Linked DNA regions of Homo sapiens: region 1 is linked to region 2. The links are chromatin contacts, found by Hi-C in ENCODE. All regions are on one chromosome and are shown on one strand. The core of a region is the stretch at or near the end of the contact, and the rest is flanking DNA. Distances in the headings are between cores, read along the strand shown.

Region 1 (6,875 bases), core at 3,835-6,334, 150 kb before region 2:
TTTTTTTTTTTGAGACGGAGTCTCGCTCTGTCGGCCAGGCTGGAGGTCAGTGGCGTGATCTCAGCTCACTGCAAGCTCCGCCTCCCAGGTTCACGCCATTCTCCTGCCTCAGCCTCCCAAGTAGCTGGGACTACAGGTGCCCGCCACCACGCCCGGCTAATTTTTTGTATTTTTTAGTAGAGATGGGGTTTCACCGTGTTAGCCAGGATGGTCTTGATCTCCTGACCTCATGATCCACCTGCCTTGGCCTCCCAAAGTGCTGAGATTACAGGCATAAGCCATTACGCCCGGACTCCACAAAAAAATTTTTTTTTTAAATTAGCCAGGTGCGGCCAGGCAAGATGGCTCACACCTGTAATCCCAGCACTTTGGGAGGCCGAGGCGGGTGGATCACCTGAGGTCAGGAGTTCAAGACCAACCTGATCAACATGGTGAAACTACGTGTCTACTAAAAATAAAAAAAATTAGCTGGGCGTGGTAGTGCATGCCTGTAATCCCAGCTACTCCAGAGGCTGAGACAGGAGAATGGCTAGAACCCTGGAGATGGAGGTTGCAGTGAGCCAAGATTGTGCCACTGTACTCCAGCCTGGGCGACAGAGTGAGACTCTGTCTCAAAAAAAAAAAAAAAATTAGCCAGGTGTGGCAGAGTATGCTCCCATAGTCCCAGCTACTCAGGAGGCTGAGGAAGGAGGATTGCTTGAGGCCAGGAGTTGGAGGCTACAGTGAATTATGATCGCACCACTGCACTCCAGCCTGAGTGAGACAGACTGAATAAAGAAAGAAATGCAAATTATTCTCGACTTCTATATCTGTGAATTCCTCCACACACTAACATTTATTTGGAACCCCAAAACCAAGACTCATGACGATTTTGCAAACGTTCAAAAACAGATACACAGTGGTGAAAAATGGGGGCCTTCCGGGATCAGCTCATCCTTTTGGGGGTATACTGAGTGCCAGGTATTTTTACATTTTTGTGCATTTTGTTGGCGATTTCTGTTTCAAAAGCCCCAGAAGCTGCAAAGCTGCCTAGCATCCGTAAGCCCATGAAGACTGCAGCGCGTCTTCTGGAGAAAATAGGTGTGTTAGAGACGCTTTGCCCAGGCATGAATTATAATGCCGTTGGCTGTGAGTTCAATGTGACTGCGTCCACAATATCGACTCCATACGGCTTTTTAAACAGAAACACACGTAAAATAAGGTTATGTATGGATCAGCTGTGAAAAATTTGGGGACCAGAGGTACAAAAGCTACAGGCGTCTAAGTGTGGACTTTTTGCAGGACGGTTTGTATTTGTTAACTCAGCGTTTGCTCCGACTTTATGGACCACGTCTACCATGAAGAAGGAGGGACCACTGTAATCCTGAAGACAAACACTTCACAAACTGATGAATAGACTCTGCCTTTGATTTTCTTTCCTTTTTTTTTTTTTTTTTTTTTTTTTTTTTTGAGACAGAGTCTCACTCTGACGCCCAGGCTGGAGTGCAGTGGCATGATCTCGGCTCACTGCAATCTCTGCCTCCCGGGTTCAAGCAATTCTCCTGCCTCAGCGTTCCGAGTTGCTGAGACTACAGGCATATGCCACCACGCCTGGTTAATTTTTGTATTTTTGGTAGAGACTGCAACCTCCACTTCCCGGGTTCAAGCGATTCTCCTGCCTTAGCCTCTCTAGTAGCTGAGATTACAGGTGTCTGTGACCATACCCGGCTAATTTTTGTATTTTTAGTACAGACAGTATTTCACCATGTTGGCCAGGCTGGTCTTGAACTCCTGACCTCAGGTGATCCGCCCACCTCGGCCTCCCAAAGTCCTGGGATTATAGGCATGAGCCACTGTGCCCAGCCTTTACTTTATTTTAGATTCCGGGGGTACATGTGCAGGTTTGTTACAAGGGTATCTTGTGTGATGCTGAGATTTTGGGTATGAATGATCTCATGACCTAGCTACTGAGTTTAGCACCCAGTAGGTAGTTTTTCAGCCCTTCATCTCCCTCCCTCCCCACTCTAGGAGTCTGTAACGCCTCTTCTTCCCATCTTTTTTTTTTTTTTTGAGACAGAATTTTCACTCCTGTTGCCCAGGCTGGAGTGCAGTGGTGCGATCTTGGCTCACTGCAACCTCCACCTCCAGGGTTCAAGCGATTCTCCTGCCTCAGCCTCCTGAGTAGCTGGGATTACAGGCATGTGCCACCATGCTCGAGTAATTTTTGTACTTTTAGTAGCGACTGCAACCTCCTCTTCCCGGGTTCAAGCGATTCTCCTGCCTCAGCCTCCCGAGTAGCTGAGATTACAGGTGTCTGTGACCATGCCCAGCTAATTTTTGTGTTTTTAGTACAGACAGGGTTTCATCATGTTGGTCAGGCTGGTCTCAAACTCCTCACCTCAGGTGATCCACCCACCTCGGCCTCCCACAGTGCTGGGATTACAGGCATGAGCCACCACGCCTGGCCTGTTGTTCCCATCTTTATGTCCATGAGTACCCTGTGTTTACCTCCTGCTTATAAGTGAGAACATGCGGTATTTGGCTTTCTGTCTCTGTATTAATTTACTTTGGAGAATGGCCTCCGGCTGGATCCAAGTTGCTGCAAAGGACATGATTTCATTCTTTTTCACAGCTTTGTACTATTCCATGGTGTCTATGTACCCCATTTTATTATTTTTTATTTTTATTTGTTTATTTATTTATTTTTTGAGACAGAGTTTCGCTCTTGTTGCCCAGGCTGGGGTGCAGCGGCATGATCTCGGCTCACTGCAACCTCCGCCTCCCGGGTTCAAGCGATCCTCCTGACTCAGTCTCCCAAATAGCTGGGATTACAGGTGTCTTTCACCACGCCAAGATTATTTTTTGTATTTTTAGTAGAGAGGGGGTTTCTCCATGTTGACCAGTCTGGTCTCGAACTCCTGACCTCAGGTGATCCACCTGCCTCGGCCTCCCAGACTGCTGGGATTACAGGCGTGAGCCTCTGCACCCGCCGGTCACGTACCCTATTTTCTTTATCCGATGCATGGTGGATAAGCACCTGGGTTGACTCTGTGTCTTTGCTATGGTGAATAGTGCTGTGATGAACTGTGAGTGTGGATGTCCTTTTACAGAACGATTTCCTTAATAAGGTGTTTTCAAACAGAAACACACATAATATAAAGCTACTTATTGATCTGTTGAAGAAAACACTGTGACCAGGGGCCTGAAGGATTCTTTTGATTTTTTTTTTTTTTTTTTTTGAGACAGGGTCTCTCTCTGTTGCCCAGGCTGGAGTGCAGTGGCATGATCTCGGCTCTCTGCAACCTCTGCCTCTCTGGTTCAAGTCATTCTCTTGCCTCAGCCTCCCCAGTAGCTGGAACTACAGGCCCCCACCATCACACCCAGCTAATTTTTGTATTTTTAGTAGAGACAGGGTTTCGCCATGTTGGCCAGGCTAGTCTTGAACTGCTGATCTCAAGTGATCCACCCGCCTTGGCCTCCCAAAGTGCTGGGATTATAGGCGTGAGCCACCAGGCCTGGCCTTTTTTTTTTTTTTTTTTTGAGACAGTCTCACTCTGTCACCCAGGCTGGGGTACAATGGCCCAATCTGGGCTCACTGCCACCTCCACCTCCTAGGTTCACATGCTTCTCCTGCCTCAGCCTCCCCAGTAGCTGGGATTACAGGCGTCCACCACCACGCCTAGCTAATTTTTGTATTTTTAAGGGACAGGTTTCGCTATGTTGGCCAGGCTGGTCTCGAACTCCTGACCTCAAGTGATCCGGCCCACCTTGGCACCTCAAAGTGCTGGGAATACAGGTGTGAGCCACCAGGCCTCGACTTTTTTTTTTTTTTTGAGACAGTCTCACTCTGTTACCCAGGCTGGAGTGCAATGGCCTGATCTTGGCTCACTGCAACCTCCAGCTCCCGGGTTCAAGTGATTCTCCTGCCTCAGCCTCCCCAGTAGCTAGGATTACAGGCATCCACCACCATGCCCAGCTAATTTTTGTATTTTTAGTAGGGACGGGATTTCGCTATGTTGGCCAGGCTGGTCTCGAACTCCTGACCTCAAGTGATCCACCCGCCTTGGCCTCCCAAAGTGCTGGGATTATAGGCGTGAGCCAGCAGGCCTGGTCTTTTTGTTTGTTTGTTTGTTTTTTGGGACAGTCTCACTGTCACCCAGACTGGAGTGCAATGGCCTGATCTTGGCTCACTGCAACCTCCACCTCCCAGGTTCAAGTGATTCTCCTGCCTCAGCCTCCCCAGTAGCTGGGACTACAGGTGTCCACCACCACACCCAGCTAATTTTTGTGTTTTTAGTAGGGACGGGATTTCGCCATGTTGGCCAGGCTGGTCTCAAACTCCTGACCTGAAGTGATCCACCCGCCTTGGCCTCCCAAAGTGCTGGGACTACAGGCGTGAGCCACCACACCCAGCCTGGCTTGAGGGATTGATTCTACCATGTCTTTTCCCTGAGCAGTGGTTCAATATTCATTCATTCTTTCTCAGTGACAGATCCTTCCCTCTCAACCTCCTCCCACGAGTGACAAGAACCAACCGTTGCTCCTCACAAGCAAGGATACCAGAGCTCGGAAACCTGGTTCTCATTCCTGAAACTGGCCGATCCCCCATGGGATGTTGAGGATATGAGCCTGCAGCGCCCGTGACCAACTGTGAGAGCCGGAATGATCAGTGCCCAAGGTCTGTTCGCTTGTCACAGTCTGGCTGTGTACCAAGAGATGTCGCAATGAGCACAGCTTTAGAGTCTAAAAGGAAACGTGTTCTGTTCTTTCTTTGTTTTGTTTTGTTATTTCAGAAGAAACAGGAATCGGTTCTGGAGCATGCCACGGCTCTTCACTGCTGGTTACAAAATTTAGAAAAATCATTCTCCCTCTTTTCCTCACTCTCAGGGTTCTCTTAAGAGTAGGGCCCCCTGCGAGCCAGTGATAGGGAGGTGGGCGGTTAACGGTGCTGCCCAGAGACACAGCGACGTTACTCCAGTGGGCTCAGCCCTGCACATGAGTGTTCAGACAGTTACAGAGGAAATGTCACAACACACTTCCTTTCCACCTAAGCCTGAGTCGCAACCGTGGTGGTGCGCTGGGAGGTGGAGTTTGCAGAATTTGCATTCGGAGACAGTCGTGCCAGCCGGTGGGCCACCCAGCGAAGCGGCCGCCTTTGCAAGGTTGCTGGACAGATGGAACTGGAAGGGCAGCCGTCTGCCGCCCACGAACACCTTCTCAAGCACTTTGAGTGACCACGGCTTGCAAGCTGGTGGCTGGCCCCCCGAGTCCCGGGCTCTGAGGCACGGCCGTCGACTTAAGCGTTGCATCCTGTTACCTGGAGACCCTCTGAGCTCTCACCTGCTACTTCTGCCGCTGCTTCTGCACAGGTGAGCCGCCGAGCTGGACTTTTATGCTTGTCCTGCACTGTCAAGGGAGAAGACAGGGTCGCTGGGAGGGTCCGTGTACGGTGAGAACATGGGGGAAGACGGTGCAAACTCCATGAGGCGTGTTCTCCTCACGCTAGAGCAGACCAGGAGTGCAAATTTCCTGGGAGGAAGACTTTGCACAGCCGCTTCGTCACTTAGGGGAGAAATGCTCAAATTTTCCAGGGCTGCAAGCCACCCTTCCTTTAATAACTCATTCCATGAACTTTCAGAGGCCGAGGTGGGCGGATCACGAGGTCAGGAGTTCGAGACCATCCTGGCTAACACGGTGAAACCCCGTCTCTACTAAAAATACAAAAATTAGCCAGGCGTGGTGGCAGGTGCCTGTAATCCCAGCACTTTGGGGGACCGAGGTGGGTGGATCATCTGAGGTCAGGAGTTCGAGACCATCCTGGCTAACACGGTGAAACCCCGTCTCTACTAAAAATACAAAAATTAGCTGGGCTTGGTGGTGGGCGCCTGCGGTCCCAGCTACTCGGGAGGCTGAGGCAGGAGAATGGCATGATCCCTGGAGGTGGAGCTTGCAGTGAGCAGAGATCACGCCACTGCACTCCAGCCTGGGCGACAGAGCGAGACTCTGTTTAGAAAAAAAAAAACAAAAAAAAACTCATTCCATGAAATGCGCCTCTCTTGAGGTTAACCTTAGAGAGGGTAAGCAGCTGCGGCTGCTGCACGTAACCCATTTACGCCTGAGATTGCAGTTTTTTCAATGTTTGCAATGAGACCTTGGCGATGACCTTGAGCCGTGGGATATAAATAACTCCCAAATGCTTAGCGTTCCAATAATGGAAGAGTAAGCATAAATTAAACGGGTTTTAAAGCCCTATGGGTGCCTGGATGAGCACGGTGGCCCCTCGTCACCCCCTCGGTGCCAGGGAGACCCCAGACCCGGGTCTCACGGCCACCTCAGACCTCATTTGTACAGGTCCGCTTAGAAACCCCAATTCCTTGGGTCTTGTCAGATCTGTCCCCTAAAAAGCTGAGAAAAGGCAGAGGGAGCTGCTCTGGGAATTTCAGGCCACACACAACAAGGCCTGCTGTGGCGCTTTAGGTCCCATTTCTATAAAGGGGAACCATGGTCACGTGGCTCTGTTCCCAAAAAGAAAAGGGTTTGTGTGTGTGTGTGTGTGTGTGTCTGTGTGTGTGTCTGTGTGTGTGTGTGTGTGTGTGGTTGTTTCTTCCCATGTTGTTATCTTTACGTAACGTGGATGAGAAGTCTGAAGCGCGAGAGCCCTAAGTGAAAACCGCTGAGGAGCTGAAGCCCGTGGGGAAGCAGGTGCACCTGACTGCGCCGTTCAATCTCTCCTTCCCGTTCCGTTCCTCCTTGCATAGCCCACTTGACTTTGGCAAGCAGCGCCAGATAGTAGCATATTTTGTGTTTACGGCGGTGACAGACGCCTGTAATCCCAGCACTTTGGGAGGCCGAGGTGGGTGGATCACTTGAGGTCAGGGGTTTGAGACCAGCCTGGC
Region 2 (6,588 bases), core at 3,921-6,420:
GCCCCCACCCGACACAGAGCCTGGCACCCCACCCCACCCCGCACAAAGCCAACCTCACCCCTGCTCTGATTCCTTCCCGGCCGTCCGATGAAGCCTGAAGTCTTCCCGTTAAAACACCTCTGCTTCTGGGCGGGGCGCGGTGGCTCACAGCTGTCATCCCGGCACTTTGGGAGGCCGAGGTGGGCGGATCACTTGAGGTCAGGAGTTTGAGACCAGCCTGCTTGGGCCTGGCACCCAGGATGTGCTTGCCAAATGCTTCTGGAATGGATGGATGGAACCCCATCTCTACTAAAAATACAAAAATCAGGCGTGGTGGTGCACACTTGCTATCCCAGCTACTTGGGAGGCTGAGGCAGAAGACATGCTTGAACCTGGGAGGCAGGGATTGCAGCGAGCCGAGATCACGCCACTGCACTCCAGCCTGGGCCACAGAGCAAGACTCCGTCTCAATAAACACACAAACAAAAAAACCCACATCTACTTCTATTATTAACCCACCTACTTTTCTGAGCCCCAAGGGGCTTTCTGGACAGATTCCAGCAGAGCGGCTGCTGGTCAGGCAGCAGTGATCTCTAAAGCTACGCAGGTAATTTTATCAGATGCTGGCAGAGAAGGGGTTCTCATGGGTGGGTACCTGGCAGGCGGATCGGGGCTCATTCCTTTCTTCTTGGTCCTTGGAGGGGCAGGGCAGTGAGAGACACAGCTCTACCCCCACTACCCAGCAGCTGTTGTCTCTCCCACTTCCAATTCCTGGGTGTGAGGCCCACCTGATCCTCCTTTCCCAAGGAGGCTGTGTGGCCCCAAAGGCCTCCCAGGTCATGCCCTAGTCAGGCATAGCAACTGTGTTGTTCCCTCCCAGATACGAGGGGCAAAGGAGTTAGTGTCCAAGGCTAAGTCCCACGTGCAGCACTCTGTATGGAAAAACAGCCCCAATTAGCAATTCATTCATCCATCCATCCATCCATCCATTCATCCATCCATCCATCTATTCATCCATCCATCATCCATTCATTCCAGAAGCATTTGCTGAGTGAGCACATCCATCTATCCATGCATCCATCCACCCACCCATTACCCATCCAATTATCCATCCATTCCAGAAGCATTTGCCGATCGAGCGCATCCATCCATCCATCCACCCATCCATTCCAGAATCATTTACCAAGCAAACACATCCATCTATCCATCCATCCACCCACTCATTGATTATCCATCTATCCATCCATTATCCATCCATCCATCCCAGAAGCATTTGCCAACAGAGTGCATCCATCCATCCACCCACCCACCCATTCATTATCCATCCATCCATTCATTCTAGAATCATTTGCCAAGCAAACATATCCATCTATCCATCTGTCCATCCACCCATTCATTATCCATCCACCCACTCATTATCCATCCATCCCAGAAGCATCCATTATTCATCCATCCACCCATTATCCATCATCCATCCACCCATTATCCATCCATCCATCCATCATCCATCCATCTATACATTATCCATCCATCTATCCATTATCCATCCATCCATCCATTATCCATCCATCCATCCATTATCCATCCACCCACCCATTACCCATCCAATTATCCATCCATTCCAGAAGCATTTGCCGATCGAGCACATCCATCCATCCACCCACCCATTCATTATCCATCCATCCATCATCCATCCATCCATCCATCTATCCATTATCCATCTATCCATTATCCATCCATCCGTTATCCACTCACCCATCCATCCATCCATCCCAGAAGCATTTGCCAAGCACATCCTGGGAGCCAGGCCCAAGCAGGCGGGCATCCTCCTGGCTCTGAGAGGAGCTTGAGCAGAGCCCACAGACAGCACCACCCTGCTGGCGGGTCACCAAGCCACCAAGCCAGTGCAGGCTGAAGGCTGAGCACACAGAGCACCGGTCTCAGTGTCTGGACATGGTTAGCCGTCCCCACCCGCATGGAAGGAAACTTCTTCTCTCCCCTAAGACAGGCTTTGCAGACTTGGAAAGGGAACGCCGTGTTGCAGGGCTCAGGCCTGGAGCCCCGGCCAGAGCAGATGCGAGCCAGCCTCATCTGGAAATAGCAGCTCTGGTCCCGGCCTCGCTGAGGCACTGAAAACCAGCACCAGGGCCCCGTCCAGCCCGGCCTCGCTGAGGCTGGGAAACAAACACAGGTCTGTAAGGCGCAGCTCCCCAGCAAACTCCCCACCCCTGCCCAGCACCCACAGCGCTCCTGGCCTCTGTCCTCTATTCCAGGACCCCTGTAGCGAGCCTGGCTTGGTCCTGGGTCCTCAGGGGACACTGTCCACCCCCGCTGCCCTGGCAGAGCCTCAGGAATGTGCTTGGTCTCCACAGCCCTCCCCACAGCAATGTCCCAAGGTTAGACCTACCCATGCCTCAGTGACTTCTGAGACACCCGTCCCGCCGCCCAGCAGCCACTCCAGCCTCCAGAGCTGGCCCCAACCTCCAGCCCCAGGCTGAGCCGCCCTCCCCAGAGGTCAGGAAAAGCCTCAGGCAGGGCTCACAGCTGCACCCAGGAGTCACCCAGGGTGACCCCGCTCTCTGGGGCGGGTCACTCCTGCCCACCCACAGCCGGGGACTGTCATTTTCTCAGTACACAAAGGAGAGAAAGGAAAAACAAGAGCGAGAAAGACACAGGGAGAGAAAAGGAAGAGAGAAGGAAAGAAAAAAGAAAGACACAGGGAAAGAAGAGGAAAGAAAAGAAGGGAGGAAGGAGGGAGAGTGGGAGGAGAGGGAAAGAAAGGGAGAGACAGGGAAAGGCAGGAAAGGGAGAGATGGGGAAAGGCAGGAAAGAGAGAGGCAGGGAAAGGCAGGAAAGAAAGGGAGAGACAGGGAAAGGCAGGAAACGCAAGGAAGCAATGGGAAGGGAAAGAAGTGAAAAGGAAGGCGGGGAGGGAGGGACGGGAGAAAGGGAGGAAAAGAGCAAAGGAGACAGGGAGACAGGAAAGAAAAAGGGGAGGGAGGCAAACGGGGAACGGGAGAAAAAGAAAGGAAGGGAGAGGGAATGATGGAGAAAAACAGGAGGGAGGGAGGAGAGAAGAAAAAGGAAAAGGAGGGAGGAGAGAGGAAAGAGGCAGGGAGGTAGGATAGAAAAAGACGGAGGAGAGAAGAAAAAAGAAAAGGAGGCGGGACGCAGTGGCGCACGACTGTAATCCAGCACTTTGGGAGGCCGAGGTGGGCGGATCACCTGAGGTCAGGAGTTCAAGACCAGCCTGGCCAACATGGTGAAACGCCATCTGTCCTTAAAAAAAAAAATAGCCGGGTGGGGTGGCTGGCACCTGTAATCCCAGCTACTTGGGAAGTTGAGGCACAAGAATCTCTAGAACCTGAGAGGCAGAGGTTGCAGTGAGCTGAGATCACGCCACTGCACTCCAGCCTCGGTGACAGAACAAGTCTCCATCTCAAAAAAAAAAAAGGAAAACAGGGAGAAAGGGAGAAACAGAGAGGAAGGAAAGAACAAGACAGGAAAGAATAAAAGGAAGAAGAAAAAGAGAGGCAAAGGGAGAGAGGAAAAATGAAAAAAAAATTAAAAAATGGAAAAGAGACAGCTAGGCGTGGTGGCTCACACACCTGTCATCCCAGCACTTTGGGAAGCCGAAGTGGGCGGATCCCCTGAAGTCCGGAGTTCGAGACCAGCCTGACCAACATGGCGAAACCCCGTCTCTACTAAAAATATAAAATTAGCTGGGCGCGGTGGCGCATGCCTGTCATTCCAGCTACTTGGGAGGCTGAGGCAGGAGAATCGCTTGAACCCGGGAGGCGGAGCTTGCACTCCAGCTTGGGCAACAAGAGCGAAACTCTGTCTCAAAAGAAAAAAAAAACGGAAAAGAGAGAGGGGAGAAAGGGACGAGAGGAAGGGAGACAGGAAATAAAGAGGAAAAGGAAAAGAGAGGGAAGGAGGGAAAGGCAGAAAAGGGAGGAAGGGAAGGAAAGAGGAAAAGGGAAGGAGAGACGGAAAGAGGGAGAAAAAAGAGGGAGGGAGCAAAGAAAAAACAGAGGAAGGGCGGAGGGAGAAAAGCAGAAAAAGGAAGGAAAAAAATGAAAAAGAGGGAAGAAACGTAGCAAGAAAGGAAGGAGAAAGGGAGAGAGAAATGAAAGAAAAAGGGAGGGAGGGAAACGAAGGCAGAGACGGAAAGACGGAGAAAAAGGAGGGAGGCGGGAAAGCAGCAAAAAGCAAAGGCAAGCAGGGAAGGAAGAGACGGGGAGAAAAGGGCGGGCGGGAGAGAGCCGGGAAGGGAGAGGAGGCGGGAGGAGGGAGGAGGGAGGCGGGAGGGAGGGAGGAGGGAGGCGGGAGGGAGGGAGGGAGGGAGGGAGGAAGGGCGGAGTGGGAGGTCGCGAAGGAGGACCCCGGCCGCAGCCCCCGCCGGGCAGACACGGGCACAGACACGGGGAAATAGGGGAGCCCGGGCGGGTGGGCGCGGCCCACGGAACCCCCAGCCCCGGCGCGGAGGGCACCGCGGGGTCAAAGAACGGAGGCCCAGAGAGATCCCCCCCCCACCAACCTAGGCCGGGCGCGGAGGGCGGCGCGGAGTCACGGATCGGCAGCGGGACTGAGCCGCGCCCACGTGGAAGCCGCCGCAGGCTTCGCGCGGGGCCCCCCGGGTGCACGCGGGCAGGGGCCGGGGTCTCCCGACGCACGACCCCGGAGAGTGTTGAAAGGGTCGGAGCTGCCCGGAGGTCAAGGGTCAAGGGTCGGGGGTCGGGGCACCACATGTCGCACATCCCGGCGGGGTCGCCGCGGCCTCCGGGAGAAAGCGGACGACGCACTCGGAGCGAACTGGGCATCAGGGTGGGCTTCTGACTCCGCAGCTGCCCTCCCGCCCGCTCGGGTACTGGCAGCGGCCTGACCTTCACAAGGTCAAGGCTGCCGCGGAACCCCCAGCGGCCCCTACGGCGCATGGGCGGGGCCTGGCTCCCGGCATACCTAGGGGTGCGGGGCGGGACGTCTCCGGGGAGCGCAGCCAATGGGCGCGGTTCGCTGGAGTGCGGGGCGGGACGCAGCGGGATTCCCGGCAGCCCTCAGAGGCGAGGCACGCAGGCTGGTGTGGGGCGGGGCCTGGCGGCGCAGCCAATGAGCGCGGCGCGAGGAGGCGCGGGGGCGGAGAGTGGGCGTGGCGTCGGCGTCTTAGCGGCTGCGCGGTGGCTGCTCCGTCCTTTCGGTCCAGGCGGCGGCAGGGCTGAGCCAGCGACGCCCTCCATTCACTCTCCGCGCCCGTTCTCCGGCTGTCCTCCCGTTCCGCTGCCCGCCCTGCCACCATGACGGAACAGGCCATCTCCTTCGCCAAAGACTTCTTGGCCGGAGGCATCGCCGCCGCCATCTCCAAGACGGCCGTGGCTCCGATCGAGCGGGTCAAGCTGCTGCTGCAGGTGGGGACGCGGGCGCGGCCGCTCCGGGGACTAGGGGACGGGAACCGAGTGGCCGGGTCGGGCGGGGACGTGGGCAGCAGAGCCTTGCAGGCGGGCGCCGGAAGTGGAAGGCCGCGATCGCTTTGTCCACGCGCCGCCGGCTTCCGGGGGCCGCGTCACGTGACCGCTGCTGCAGGGCGTGGCGACGTCCACGCGTGCGCACTGGGCCCGGCGGGCGGGGGGAAATGCGGCACGGATTGGAGGGCGCATGCGCGCTGAGCAGGGCCCATGGACGGACCCTGCGGCTGGCGGGCCTTGACCTTGAGCTCAATCCTGCGGGTCCCCCGGCTGGGACCAACCCTTCCGGTGGATGCCTGGCAGGTGTCTGCTCTTGCTCCCTCCACCGTGAAGGGTAATTCTAAGGCCAATAGGGCAACGAGCCTGCCCGCAGGTGTCCTGGAATAACCAGGATATGGTTATTGGTGGTTCTTACCCCCTTCTTAGCTCATTTGTGCAATTCTGATCCAGAGCAATGCATTTTTTGTCTTTTGGGAGAGGCTTATAGAAAGTAGCATGATGCCTAGGAACATTGCCGCCAGGACGTCCTTGCTAACGTTGTACTCCGAGTGACAGCTCGGTGATGGGAATGAATAGGCTTGGCTGCAAGGACAGGTCACGCCCGCGATCCCAGCGCTTTTGAGAGGCCCGGGGAGTATTGCTTGAGGCCAGGAGTTTGAGAGCAGCCGGGGCCACACAGCAAGACCTCACCTCAAAAAAAATTATTTTAACTTAACGAAGCAGGACGTCCCAGTGCATTGAGAGGCCCGGAGAGGATCGCGTGAGCTCAGGAGTTTGAGACCAGCCTGGGCAACAGAGCAAGACCGCATCTCTAAGATAATTTTTTAAACCTAGTACAGGGTGGCGTGTCCCGGGAGTTTGAGACCAGCCAGGACAACATAGCAAGACCCCATCTCTAAGAAAATTTTTAAAACTTAGCAGGCGGGGTGTCCCCGCACTTTGAGAGGCCCAGGGAGGATCGCCTGAGCTCAGGAGTTTGAGACCAGCCAGGGCAACATAGCAAGACCCCGTCTCTAAGAAAAAGTTTTAAACTTAGCAGGGCGGGGTGTCCCAGCACTCGGAGAGGCCCAGGGAGGATCGTTTGAGCCCAGGAGTTTGAGACCAGCCAGGGCAACGTAGCAAGACCCCGTCTCTAAGAAAATTTTTT

What was found. A loop is a pair of places that touch in the nucleus more often than their neighbours do. Pooled maps may share reads with other maps.
Region 1: a map of CD8-positive, alpha-beta T cell shows a loop between it and region 2 (11-fold over the local background). The contact joins the promoter of P2RY8 here to the promoter of SLC25A6 in region 2. A Hi-C loop is called at or near these places in 8 of 168 maps with a recorded cell type or tissue (CD4-positive, alpha-beta T cell, CD4-positive, alpha-beta memory T cell, CD8-positive, alpha-beta T cell and 2 more), 33 of 37 single-sample maps with no recorded cell type and 16 of 50 pooled maps.

Annotation. Positions count from the first base shown.
Region 1 is chrX:1,535,394-1,542,268 of GRCh38, reverse strand. P2RY8 (P2Y receptor family member 8) reads left to right here and starts at 5,084. Exons shown (of 2, transcript NM_178129.5): 1 at 5,084-5,348.
Region 2 is chrX:1,390,695-1,397,282 of GRCh38, reverse strand. It overlaps SLC25A6 (solute carrier family 25 member 6), which reads left to right and starts at 5,170. Exons shown (of 4, transcript NM_001636.4): 1 at 5,170-5,384. The coding sequence starts at 5,274. It overlaps LOC124900597 (serine/arginine repetitive matrix protein 1-like), which reads right to left and starts at 5,275. Exons shown (of 5, transcript XM_011546186.2): 1 at 5,052-5,275; 2 at 4,520-4,941; 3 at 1,735-2,153; 4 at 59-911. The coding sequence starts at 5,275. The coding sequence ends at 891. LINC00106 (long intergenic non-protein coding RNA 106) reads right to left here and starts at 258. Exons shown (of 3, transcript NR_130733.1): 1 at 59-258. RefSeq lists enhancers at 4,670-5,272, 4,716-5,310, 5,311-5,906.